Linked DNA regions of Homo sapiens: regions 1 and 2 are each linked to region 3. A link is a contact called in ENCODE Hi-C or POLR2A ChIA-PET data. All regions are on one chromosome and are shown on one strand. Each heading gives the region's core, a stretch centred on a gene start or an enhancer-like site at or near the end of the contact. The rest is flanking DNA. Distances are from core to core; before and after follow the strand shown. Region 1 overlaps IL2RA (interleukin 2 receptor subunit alpha). Region 2 holds the start of PFKFB3-AS1 (PFKFB3 antisense RNA 1). Region 3 has its middle 19 kb from the start of LINC02642.

Region 1 (3,653 bases), core at 217-2,716, 1.4 Mb after region 3:
AAAATATATATATATATATATATATATTTGTGTGTATTTTCTCCTCATGAAATGAGCTCCTTGAAGCAAATCGGCCCATCTTTTCAGAGAAAGATCAGTTTATTACGTCACCAAGTAAAGGGCAAAGGAATCATTTCTAAAAGTTTCGTTTGAAGTCCCCGGAGTTAAAGTTGACGTCAGCCTCTTCCTGCCCTGGTGCCCCGAGAGTTTCCCGGGAGTTTTGGGGATGACACCCGGCTGCATGCGTGACATCTCGCTGGCTGGGGGCAGGCCTGGTGGCTTCCCCGACAATGAAACCAGGCAGAGCCTGCAACCCAGCTGAGCACCAGTGTGGTCTCTGCTTCCGGTCCTTGTGGTAGCACCTCTGTTTACAGCCTGATTTAGAACAAAAAGAACTTTTGTAAAGGAGAAAACTCCTTATATTAAATGGAAAGCAAAACAAACAATTACCAAAAAAAAAAAAAAGTTGGAGGGGTGTTTCAGAATAAAAGAGCCGTCTCTCCAGACATCTGTCTGACGCCCAGGTGGCGCTGAGACCACAGGGTGAGCCTTTTGGCTGGAGATGTTGATCCCTGGTTTACTGCACTTCGGGCTTTCACTACCTTTCACCCACCGGACCATCAGTTTCACTTTCCCTCTCCCAGCGTCTCTCAAGCTCTGCTTCTCTGGCCCCGTTTTCAATCTAGTGCAAGAGGACCTGTAGCCAGGGCACCCATCCTCCTCCTCCTCGTCCTGCACTGGGATCCCAGCTCTGAGCACTCCCGGGCCAGGGAGGCCTTGCTGCGTGCTCTGCTTCTGTGATCTTACAGATTCCTCATGGCCACCATAGGAGATGGGGACTGTTAGCACTATTCCCCCACCCCAACCACCTTTTTTTTGAGACAGAGTCTCACTCTGTTGCCCAGACTGGAGTGCAGTGGTATGATCTCGGCTCACTGCAACCTCTGCCTCCCGGGTTCAAGAGATTCTCATGCCTCAGCCTCCCCAGTAGCTGGGATTACAGGCATGCCCCATCGCCATGCCTGACTAATTTTTGTATTTTTAGTAGAGACAGGTTAGTAGAGACCATGTTGGCCAGGCTGGTCTCAAACTCCTGACCTCAATTGATCCACCAGTCTCAGCCTCCCAAAGTGCTGGGATTACAGGCTTGAGCCACCACGCCCTGCCACCATTCCCATTTTACGGATGAGGAAACTGAGACCATGAGGCAGTAATTCACTCTCCCAAGAAAGCAAGGAGCCAGTAGATCTGAGCAGAACCCATGCATTCAGGCCGACACAGGAAGCAAGCTGTCAACAGGCACTGTTCATCTCCTGGGCTGCCTAGGCAGGCCCTGAAGCTCTGGTTTTCAGTCACCCTGTTATTCATCCCCAAGTTAATCTCCCCTGAAAGCACCTGTCGTGATGCCCTTTCGGCTGCAAGAGCTCCAGTCATTTCCATTGCCTCAGGGGCACTTTGCTACCTCCTCTGCCTGGCACACAACATGCTCCCCAGCCAAGACTGTTCCCTCAGCACATAGCACGCCTTGGCCAGCAGGTCTCCTCCTGTCCTTCAAAGGGAACCTCCTCATTTGTGATTTCAAAGCTGGACTCCCAGGAACACCCTCCTCCCTTACTGGAACAATCTTCCCCATCTTGTCTGCCTACCGGAATTTTTCCCAACCAGAAAAGCGTCTTGAGAGAATGGAAAAGTCTTATGAATTTGGAAAGTTGACAGCTTGAATTCAAATCCTAGCTTGAACTTGTGAATTTCTACTTTCCTTTACGAAAACCTTTGCATGCCATTCTGTGCAGGCACTAGCAAGGTGGTGGGAGGGAGATGGATACAGTAGGGTGAGTGCCGTGTAAAGAAAAGGGAGCAAAGTCTGGGACTGCAGAGAAATGCCACAAAGCACAGACAGAAGAGTCCCGGAGGCTTCCCAGAGAAAGATGACAGCCAATGGGAGACCTCCAGGGAAAGCAGGAGTTAAGAAGGTAGAAATGCATTAGGGAAGTGTGGCATGAGCATGATGGTCAATTTCAATGTGTCCACTTGCCTGGGCTAAGGGATGCCCAGATAGCTGGCTAAACAGTCTCTCTGGGGGTGTCTGTGAGGGTATTTCCAGGAGACACTAGCATTTGAATTGAATAGACTGGGTAAATTTCTTGTTGGTAGACTGAGTAAAGAAAATCACCCTCACCAGTGTGGTGGGGATCATCCAACCATAGAGGACCAGAATAGAACAAGAAGGCAGAGGAAGGTTGCATTCTCTCTGTTCAAGCTGGGACATCCGTCGTCTGCTCTTGGACATTTGCACTCCTGGTTCTCCAGCTTTTGGACTCTGGGACTTACAGCAGGGCCCCTCTGCTCCTCAGGCCTTCAGTCTTAGACTGAGCCACACCACCAGCTTTCCTAGTTATCCAGCTCCAGCTGGCATATTGTGGGACTTCTCAGCCTCCATAATTGAGTGAGCCAACTCCCATTATAAATATTCTCTTATTTATCTACATACATCCTATTGGTTTTGTTTCTCTAGAGAAATTCTGTTTCCCTGAATAATACAATGACCAAGGCCCAAGACAAAACACATGGTGAGCTCCAAGAGCCACGCAGAGTCCCGCAAGGCAGGAGAGCTCAGGCACATAGTGGAAGCAGAGATTTTGAAGTTGGGCATGAGCTGTGTCTTGGAGTCTCCCCATGTCACTGGGCTTAAACTGTGTCCTGGAAGGAACAGAACATCCCAGAGGGGTCTCAGTCAGGGCATGGCTTGTACTTTGGAGAGACAGCATTGGGTTTATGTGAAGAATGAAGGAAGAAGAGAAAGCACTGGGTTTATGTGAAGAATGAAGGGAAGCAGAAAGGCAAACCCATAGGGCATTGAGTAACCTCCATGGAAGTCCATGAGGGTAGGGTTTTAACCTCGGTGGGCCTCAGCTTCTGTTCGTATAAAATGGGAATAACACAGACCCTGCTGGGTGCTGTAAGGCTACATAAGCTAGCCTGCCTAGAGTGACCAGAGCACACAGTAGGTGCTCACTAAATGTGACTTGCTGGGCTTCTAGTCTGCATGGCCAAAGGCCCTTCCCTCGGACCTTTCCGTGTGGATGCCTCACAGGCTGCTCAGTCTACACATCCAGAACTGTCCTCCCTCCCTGGAACCTACTCTTTCTCCTCTCTTTGCTATCTCAATGAATGGCACCCCATCCTCCCCATCGCCCAGGAAATCTGGGCAAAATCCTCATTTCTTCCTTGCTGTCCTCCATGCACCTAATAATCCAGCCTCAATTTTTGGCAATTCCAACTTCTAAAATCTCTTAACGCCAGCAACCCCTCTTCTTGCTTACTTATCACCACCCACCTCAGGACTCCCATGACAGCCTTCCTGTGATGCATGACGGGCACATGACAAGGGCAGTTGAGGGTCAGGGGCCACGGGAGCAGGATGCAGCCAGCACATGAGGGAGGATAGGCGGGAGGACAGGCAGACACTTGTGCGTAAGAGCACGCACTTGTCAGGCTGCCTGGGTCCAAGTCCTAGCTCCACCACTGAGGGGCTGTGTGTCTCTGGGCAAGTCACTGGGCCTCTCTGTGCCTTAGTTCCTGCCTCTAGAGAACGGAGATGAGAAGAACACATCACCTCATAATTAATTACTGCATAAGTAATAATTTTAATT
Region 2 (3,174 bases), core at 327-2,826, 1.3 Mb after region 3:
CACGGTCACTACTCAGGCTACGACCTGACCTGGGCAAAACCGCACCAGGCGGCTCCCTGTCCAGCCCATGGGAGCCGGGGCGCATTACCTGGAGAGGCAGCGTCGCCCCTCTGCGCTGCCCACCCGCCCTTTTCCGCGGCGGCGCTCCGCAGCTGAGGTGGAGCTCGAGGTAACCCTCTCCCAAGCGATCGCTGGTGGCGGGGGCGGCGACCGGCGGGGCGGGGCAGGGTACTGCCAGCCAATTCCGAGCACCGGGGGGTGCGTGCGCCCGGGGCGCGTGGAGCAGCGCCAACCGTGCACTCACCAACCCACCGACCCTCCCCAAAGCCGGGGACACAGGCGTGGCTCCAGGTGGCTCTCCTGGCGCCCCCAGCACGGGCGCCCCCATGGCACTGGAGATGCACGGAAGAGAGAGAAGGAGAGAGAAAGAGATAAAAGCAGAAAGAAACAGTGGGAGAGGAAGGAGGTAGAAACAGAGAAAAACAGAGACATATATATCGAAAGAGAAAACAGGACAGAGAAATAGGTTATTAAGTGAAGCGAGGGGATAGGAATGCATAGCAAGGCGGGAGAGGAGATGGAAACATGCAGAGAGAGGAGATCCGGACGGTGAAAAGGGGCGGAGGCGCGAGCGGCCGGGTCCCTGGGCTGCGCTCCGGCGACGGCCGCCCGAGACGGGTGTCGAGGACAGGGATCGCGGAGGATGTGGATCCCCTCCCTGGCCTGCCCAGGCGCGCGCGTCCCTCCGTCTCGGGGTACGCAGCCCGGCCGGGCGCACTCGCCGTTTCCGGGCCGGCGGGGCAGCCACCGGGACAAGGGCCACAGCGCCCCCGCCGCCCGGCCAAGGACGCGCAGCCCGCGCCTCCGCCCCGCCCCGCCGGCGCGACCCGCACGGGCGCGCCCCCCGCAGAGGGGCGTCGGCACAAAGCCGCCCCACACAATGGCCCGGCCCGGCGCAGCCCGCCCTGCAACCCGGCTCCGCGCAGCTGCACTCACATCTGGGCAACGAGGGCCTGTGGTCCACGGGCACCCAGATCTTCTGCACTCGGCTCTGCGTCAGTTCCAACGGCATCTTCGCGGCTGCGCCCGACGGCCCGCCTCCCGGGGCCGAGATCCCGACGCTGGCAGGAGAGCGGCCGCCGACCCCCGGAACAAAGGAGGAGAGGGGGGCGTGCGCCGGCGCGCGGCCGGGCGTTTCCTGCGCTGCCAGGGGAAACGTGCTTTGGGCTAAGTTCCGGACCCTCGCCTGTGCGGGGCTCGACGTGTGCTGCGAGGGTAGCGAGGCTGGGGATGCCCGGCACGGCCGGCTCGTCCGCTCGGAAAGCTCTGGGATGCTCGGGCGCAGTGACAGCCGCGCTCTCGCCACCAGGCCCTGCTGCTCGCCTCCTCTCCGGCTTGGCTGGGATGCCCCGCGCACCGCCGGCTTTTAAAGAGTCCGGGCTGGCCGCAGACGCGTACGTCAGCCTCGGGGCGGGCCGCATTCCTTGGGTCCCAGCCCCCTTCCACGTGGGGAGGAGGGTGGGCGAGCCGGGAAGCAGCCTGCGAGCTCCCCCTGCGGGCCGGCGACGGCGGTGCACCAGCTCCCGCCGCCCTGCCCCGGGCCTGGAGCGCGCCCAGCCCTGCTGAAGGGTCCTGGCTGCTGTTATCCCCTCGTCCCGTTGTCCCCTCGGGACGTCTGGCACAGCTTCCCCGACTAATTCCGGCCCCTCACCTCAACTGTGCTGGCCGGGAGGAGAGCAGAGACGCAGTCCTGCCCAGTGTAGACCGTGGACCCCGCAGCCGAATCCCTTGGGAAGCTGCTTAAAGTGCATCCTACCAATGCAGCTCCTTTAGGGCCATGGAGCCCCAATACTCTGCATTCCTAACACGCGCTGTGGGGCAGGCGCAGTCCAGGTAAGGACATGGGCCAGGCTGCTCCCTGATAATACCCGTGAGCCCATCCCCCGCCACGACCCGGGCGACCCGCGGGGAGGAGGCTTCCCTGATCCTCCCACCTCACCTCGTCCTTGTCCACTTTGCTGAATCCCTTAGAAACCTGGACTTGAACTGAGCCTTGCTCCCCTCCCCTAGCCCAAAGACTGGGAACCTTGAGAGGCCCGCGGTGCTGGGTACGAGGAGGGGGCGGGAAAGCCCCGGGGAGCTGGACTGAAGTGGACTGGGGCTGGGGGCAGCTGGCATCTGGTTTTCACACTCACCATGTACACCATTCAATAAACCTTTATCGCCCCGAGTAGAAGAATGAATAAAACTAGACCCATTTCGATCTGCAATTCATTACCTAAGTCGAGGGAAAACTATTGGGGGCGGCCCCTTATTAGGCAGACTCCTAAAATTCACTCCGTTATCCTGCACACCCTGCAGCTCTGCCTCCCCACTTTTTGGTGCATGCGTGCCCCGTCTCCTTTCCCGGCCCTCGCAGTTTGCACCAGCTCGCGACTTGTGACAGTCGTGCAGTCAGGTCAGAGGCGTGCGGGGAAGATCTGGGTTGCTTTTGGTGGGGAACCGCCGCCCGCGCCGGGACGGATGTAACTTTTGCAAACGAAGCCTCAGTACGGGAGCGCTGCGCCGCCTTGCAGAGAGGTGCACACTTAGCGCTGAGGCTGGGCTGTGATTGGAGGGAAGGCGGCGCTCGCTGAAACCTACACCGCGGCGGAAAAGTCTGCGCAGAGGCTGCCACACGTCGCTCACGTCCCGCATGCTCCACAGGGAGGGCGCCCGCGCCCAGGCGGCGACCGGGGCTGCTCCCGCCCCGCGCGCCCGCCCCACCCGGGCCTCCACTCCTCCCGACCCGCCGCCTGCCGAGGGGCCCCGGAACGCGCAACATCGGCCACCTGGCCTGTGCCCCGCCACCCTCCCCCACGCCTCGACCCCCACTCCCCCTCCCGCCTCGACCCCCACTCCGGCACCCCGCCCCCCGCGCCGCCCTCTCAGAGCCCCTGTTCCCGCGACAGCTTTGCTGACGGTCTGGTTTCCGCGCTCTGGCGGCTGTTCAGAAACCCGATGCGTTGCATTTGGACTTGTTTTCTGCAGTGGGAGCACATGCCAGAGGCGACACCCTAAACGCCCAGGGGAGAGTCCCACTCCACTCCTGAAATAAGAGTGGGCTGACCCGAAGAGGGAAACAGCAGGCAGCGAGCGCCCGCGCCACCGGGACGAGTTCCCGCCCTGGGGTTC
Region 3 (3,572 bases), core at 39-2,538:
AGAAGTTGGAAGTTGAGGATTTTGTGGCATGTTAGGCTTGCACTTCCCAAGTTAAATGCTGACCTTTATATTTGTGATGTGGTACCCATTGGTGGGGACCTAGAGGTGTAGGAAACAATGGGATGACAGAGCATCAAGAAAATGGAGGCAAAAGACCGTCTCCTCTCCCCCAGCCCCTCTAAGACATCCAGTGCTGTGTGAGGTGAAGAGTCACAGCTTGACGACCTGAGAAAAATCCTTTTGCTCTTCAGAGCTAAGTAAGAGTGTGCAGGAAAGAATTTCTCTTAAAGGACAAGAGCTGGGGCTCACTGGTGCCAGGATGATTGTTTAGGGTTAGAAGAGAAAATAAATGTGAGTATTTGTGTTATCCGCTGGAGCTGTCGTTTGTGCAAAAACTTTAATAAATCCCTTCCACGTATAAGCACTATGCTAGGTGCCAGGTATGCAAAGAATAGCAAGATATAAACCTCCTCCTTGGGATCTTATGATCCAGCTTAGGTTCTGGGAAAGGCATTTGTGTTGGAAAAACAAATAAATATTTAAAGAGTTTTTCAGTAAAATTGCATAAATCTACTTAGATGTTGAAAGCACAAGATGTCCTTGTTGGGGCAAATGGGTGACTAGGTGTCTGAGAAGCTGTAAAGGATGCATTTGGAACCCACTGGAGTGTGGTGAGCCTGTGAGCTGGGAGGCAGCCTGGACCTCATGATTTCCAGAAGCAGGAGTTTCTCCTTTTAGGTAGTGTCAGGGAGTCAAAGAGCTAGGGGGGCAGTGTCATTAGGGAGGAGGATGGTGTCAGAACCCGAGTAACCCTCCTCTTGGGACTTCCGGAGCTAGTCGGTGAAGAATTTAGAAGCAGGGCTCTTCCCATTTTGTGTATGTGTGATTCCATATTACTCATGGCCAGCAGGGATTGAAGAAAGCTCTGGTACATAGAAAGCAGGTTGACTAATTTCCCTTTCTTGGAAATCTGAGTGGCAAATCACAAAGGGTGTGAGTAAAGAGAAATGAGCTTTTTTTTTTTTTTAATCAAAGGAAGTTTAAAACGACATTGTTCTTGCTCTTTTCATAATATAAAATCTGTCATCATACTTCATGTAAGTAACTATAGATGGGAAGCCATTGACATTCAGTTAGAGGACAACAGAGAGCAGATTTCTGGGTTAGTTAAAATTAGATTTGGTCACACATAACAGAAAACCACAAAGCAATCAGTTGCTTAGGCAAGGTAGAGGTTCACTTCTCTGTCATGTAACTGTAATACTGGCTAGCAAGGTGGTCCTTACAAATTCATGCTCTGATCTTTCCACTCTGACATTTTCAGTGCATGGATGGCTTTTGTTTCCAAGGCCACCTCAAGGTCCAAAATAGCTGCTGGAGGTCCAGCTGTCACATTAAGGTAGGAAAGAGAAGAAAAGCAGAAATGCAAAACAAACTCTTGCTGACAATCTATGCCTTTCAATAAAACTTCCTGGAAAAGTCCCACTCAGCATTTTTATTTACATTGTATTGAGCCTAGCTTAGCCACATGGTCATGCCAAGCTGCAGGAGAGACCAGGAAATGTAATGTTTAGCACCCAGGTAAAAAGAAGTTTGGTCTTTAAGGAGGGGGGAGTGGATGGGTATTAGGTAATAAATGACAGTCTCTACTGCAAGGTTTTTTTTTTTTCTTTTTTTCTTTTCTTCCTTGTCCTTCTGTCTTTAGAGTCTAGGCCTCTTGTTGTGCCCTCTAACTTCCAATCCCACCCCACTCATGGAAGAAATAACTTACAATAGCTTTCTAATTGGCTAGATAGAGAGAGAGAGAGAGAGACAAAGAGAGAAAGATTAGATAGACAGAGAGACAGATACATAGAAATAGGTAGATTGATTGATTATAAGGAATATCCAATATTGTCCATGTGATCATGGAGGCTGAGAAGGCTTGTAATCTGCCATCTGCATCTTGGAGACTCAAGAAAGCCCATGGTGTAATTCATTCCAAGTCTGAAGGCCTGAGAAGCAGGGGAGCCAGTGGTGTAAATTCCAGTCTAAAATAAGCAGAAGAGAAGATGAGGTATCCCAGCTCAAGCAATGAGGCAGAAAAAAGGAGGTAAATTCCTCCTTCCTCTGCCTTTTTGTTCTATTCAGGCCCTCCACAGATTGAATGGGGCCCACAACACTGGGGAGGGCCATCTGCTTTACTCAGTTCCCCCATTCAAAGGCTAATCTCATCTGGAAATATTCTTACAGACACACCCAGAAACAGTGCTTAACCTGGGCACCCCACAGCCCAGGCAAGTTGACACATGAAATTAACCATCACGCCTCTCCCATGAAAGTCACATTCCCTCAACAAAGCAGGTCCTAGACGTTCAGATGTGGGTGGAGATTGAACAAACCCTTCCGGAGTGCACACTGTGTCCTGAGCACTACGCAAGACACTTCTGCGTCCCTTGTTCTCAGGGATACGGTCGACATATTGTGAGAGAATCCAGCTCCCCAGACGTGATATTACTCTAAATAGGCTGTGTCTTATTCATCTTTTTTCTTGGCACATAGTGGCCACTTATGAAGGCGGATGTCAGGAACTCTTACACATCCTCCTTCTTGCTCTTTTTCTCTCACTCTGCTCTTTCTCCTCCTTAGGAGCAGGGGAAAATGGAACTGAAGTGGGCCTGACTAAGCATTTCAACTTTCCAACCTGTTGTTAATATTTTCGTACAGGTTTTGGTATCTCTGTCTCTCAGCAGCAACCAGAGCCCAACACAAATGTGCAAATAGATAAAGTTAGTCTTTATTTCCCTTGGGGTTTCCCCTGCTGCTCCCTCTTTCCTGATGCAGAGGGCTGGCTAAGTGCTGGGATGTGTGGTGGAGACGTTGCTGATCAGGGCCTTTTTTTTCTCTTGAGACAGAGTCTCGCTCTGCTGCCCAGGCTGGAGTGCACTGGTACGATCTCAGCTCACTGCAATCTCCACCTCCCAGGTTCAAGCGATTCTCCTGCCTCAGCCTCCCACGTAGCTGGGATTACAGGTGCATGCCACCACGCCTAGCTAATTTTTGTATTTTAGTAGAGATGGAGTTTCACCATATTGACCAGGTTGGTCTTGAACTCCTGACCTCAAGTGATCTGCCTGCCTCAGCCTCCCAAAGTGCTGGGATTACAGGTGTGAGCCACCATGCCCAGACTGAGCAGTCTTTGTTCTCTCTACTCTCTCCATATGCCTGGCTCATGGTGAACATGCCTGGGTCAGAGGTCAGGGATGCCAACTTCACCAAAAGCAGAGGTGTATGTAAAGCTATTTCATATGGTACACCAAGTGGAGTTTATGAACTAAGGTCTCTCAGCCTCTCCCTGGGATCCAATCTTGTTGTTAGAAGTAGAAATCTAATTTTAGTTGGATTACTACCATGACAACATTTCTCTGCTTTAAACTATTCAAGCTTCAGGCAAGATAGTGTTGCTGACACTTTTCCCTATAACTTCCCCAAAATTACATATTTCTGCAAGTGAATGCATAATTTTCACTGCTTTTTTTTTTCAAAATTTTGAATCCCCCACAAGAATAATTAGAAATAATCATATGGTAGAT

What was found. A loop is a pair of places that touch in the nucleus more often than their neighbours do. ChIA-PET counts read pairs that join two places held with the same protein, here RNA polymerase II (POLR2A). Pooled maps may share reads with other maps.
Region 1: a loop to region 3 is called in a map with no recorded cell type, with 5 times the contacts of the local background. The contact joins two enhancer-like sites. A Hi-C loop is called at or near these places in 2 of 37 single-sample maps with no recorded cell type and 3 of 50 pooled maps. POLR2A ChIA-PET finds 5 or more read pairs at or near these places in 1 of 52 experiments (activated naive CD8-positive, alpha-beta T cell).
Region 2: a loop to region 3 is called in a pooled map, with 4 times the contacts of the local background. The contact joins the promoter of PFKFB3-AS1 here to the enhancer-like site in region 3. A Hi-C loop is called at or near these places in 1 of 168 maps with a recorded cell type or tissue (naive thymus-derived CD4-positive, alpha-beta T cell), 1 of 37 single-sample maps with no recorded cell type and 5 of 50 pooled maps.

What each region holds. Positions count from the first base shown.
Region 1 is chr10:6,047,869-6,051,521 of GRCh38, reverse strand. All of the region lies in intron 1 of IL2RA (interleukin 2 receptor subunit alpha), which reads left to right. Among named protein-coding and RNA genes, the nearest start is that of IL2RA, 13 kb to the left of the region's middle. RefSeq lists enhancers at 18-287, 378-507, 518-897. Within about 2 kb of position 1,466, at least 30 of the 41 ENCODE cell types and tissues checked have a DNase peak (open chromatin) inside an H3K27ac peak, as active enhancers do.
Region 2 is chr10:6,201,159-6,204,332 of GRCh38, reverse strand. It overlaps PFKFB3-AS1 (PFKFB3 antisense RNA 1), which reads left to right and starts at 1,576. Exons shown (of 2, transcript XR_007062045.1): 1 at 1,576-1,893. PFKFB3 (6-phosphofructo-2-kinase/fructose-2,6-biphosphatase 3) reads right to left here and starts at 1,401. Exons shown (of 15, transcript NM_004566.4): 1 at 997-1,401. The coding sequence starts at 1,072. RefSeq lists silencers at 249-328, 559-1,068, 1,189-1,298, 1,349-1,678, 2,709-2,928, a cis regulatory region at 1,207-1,738 and enhancers at 1,672-2,176, 2,731-3,174.
Region 3 is chr10:7,490,152-7,493,723 of GRCh38, reverse strand. No RefSeq gene overlaps it. Among named protein-coding and RNA genes, the nearest start is that of LINC02642, 19 kb to the right of the region's middle. Within about 2 kb of position 1,288, at least 2 of the 41 ENCODE cell types and tissues checked have a DNase peak (open chromatin) inside an H3K27ac peak, as active enhancers do.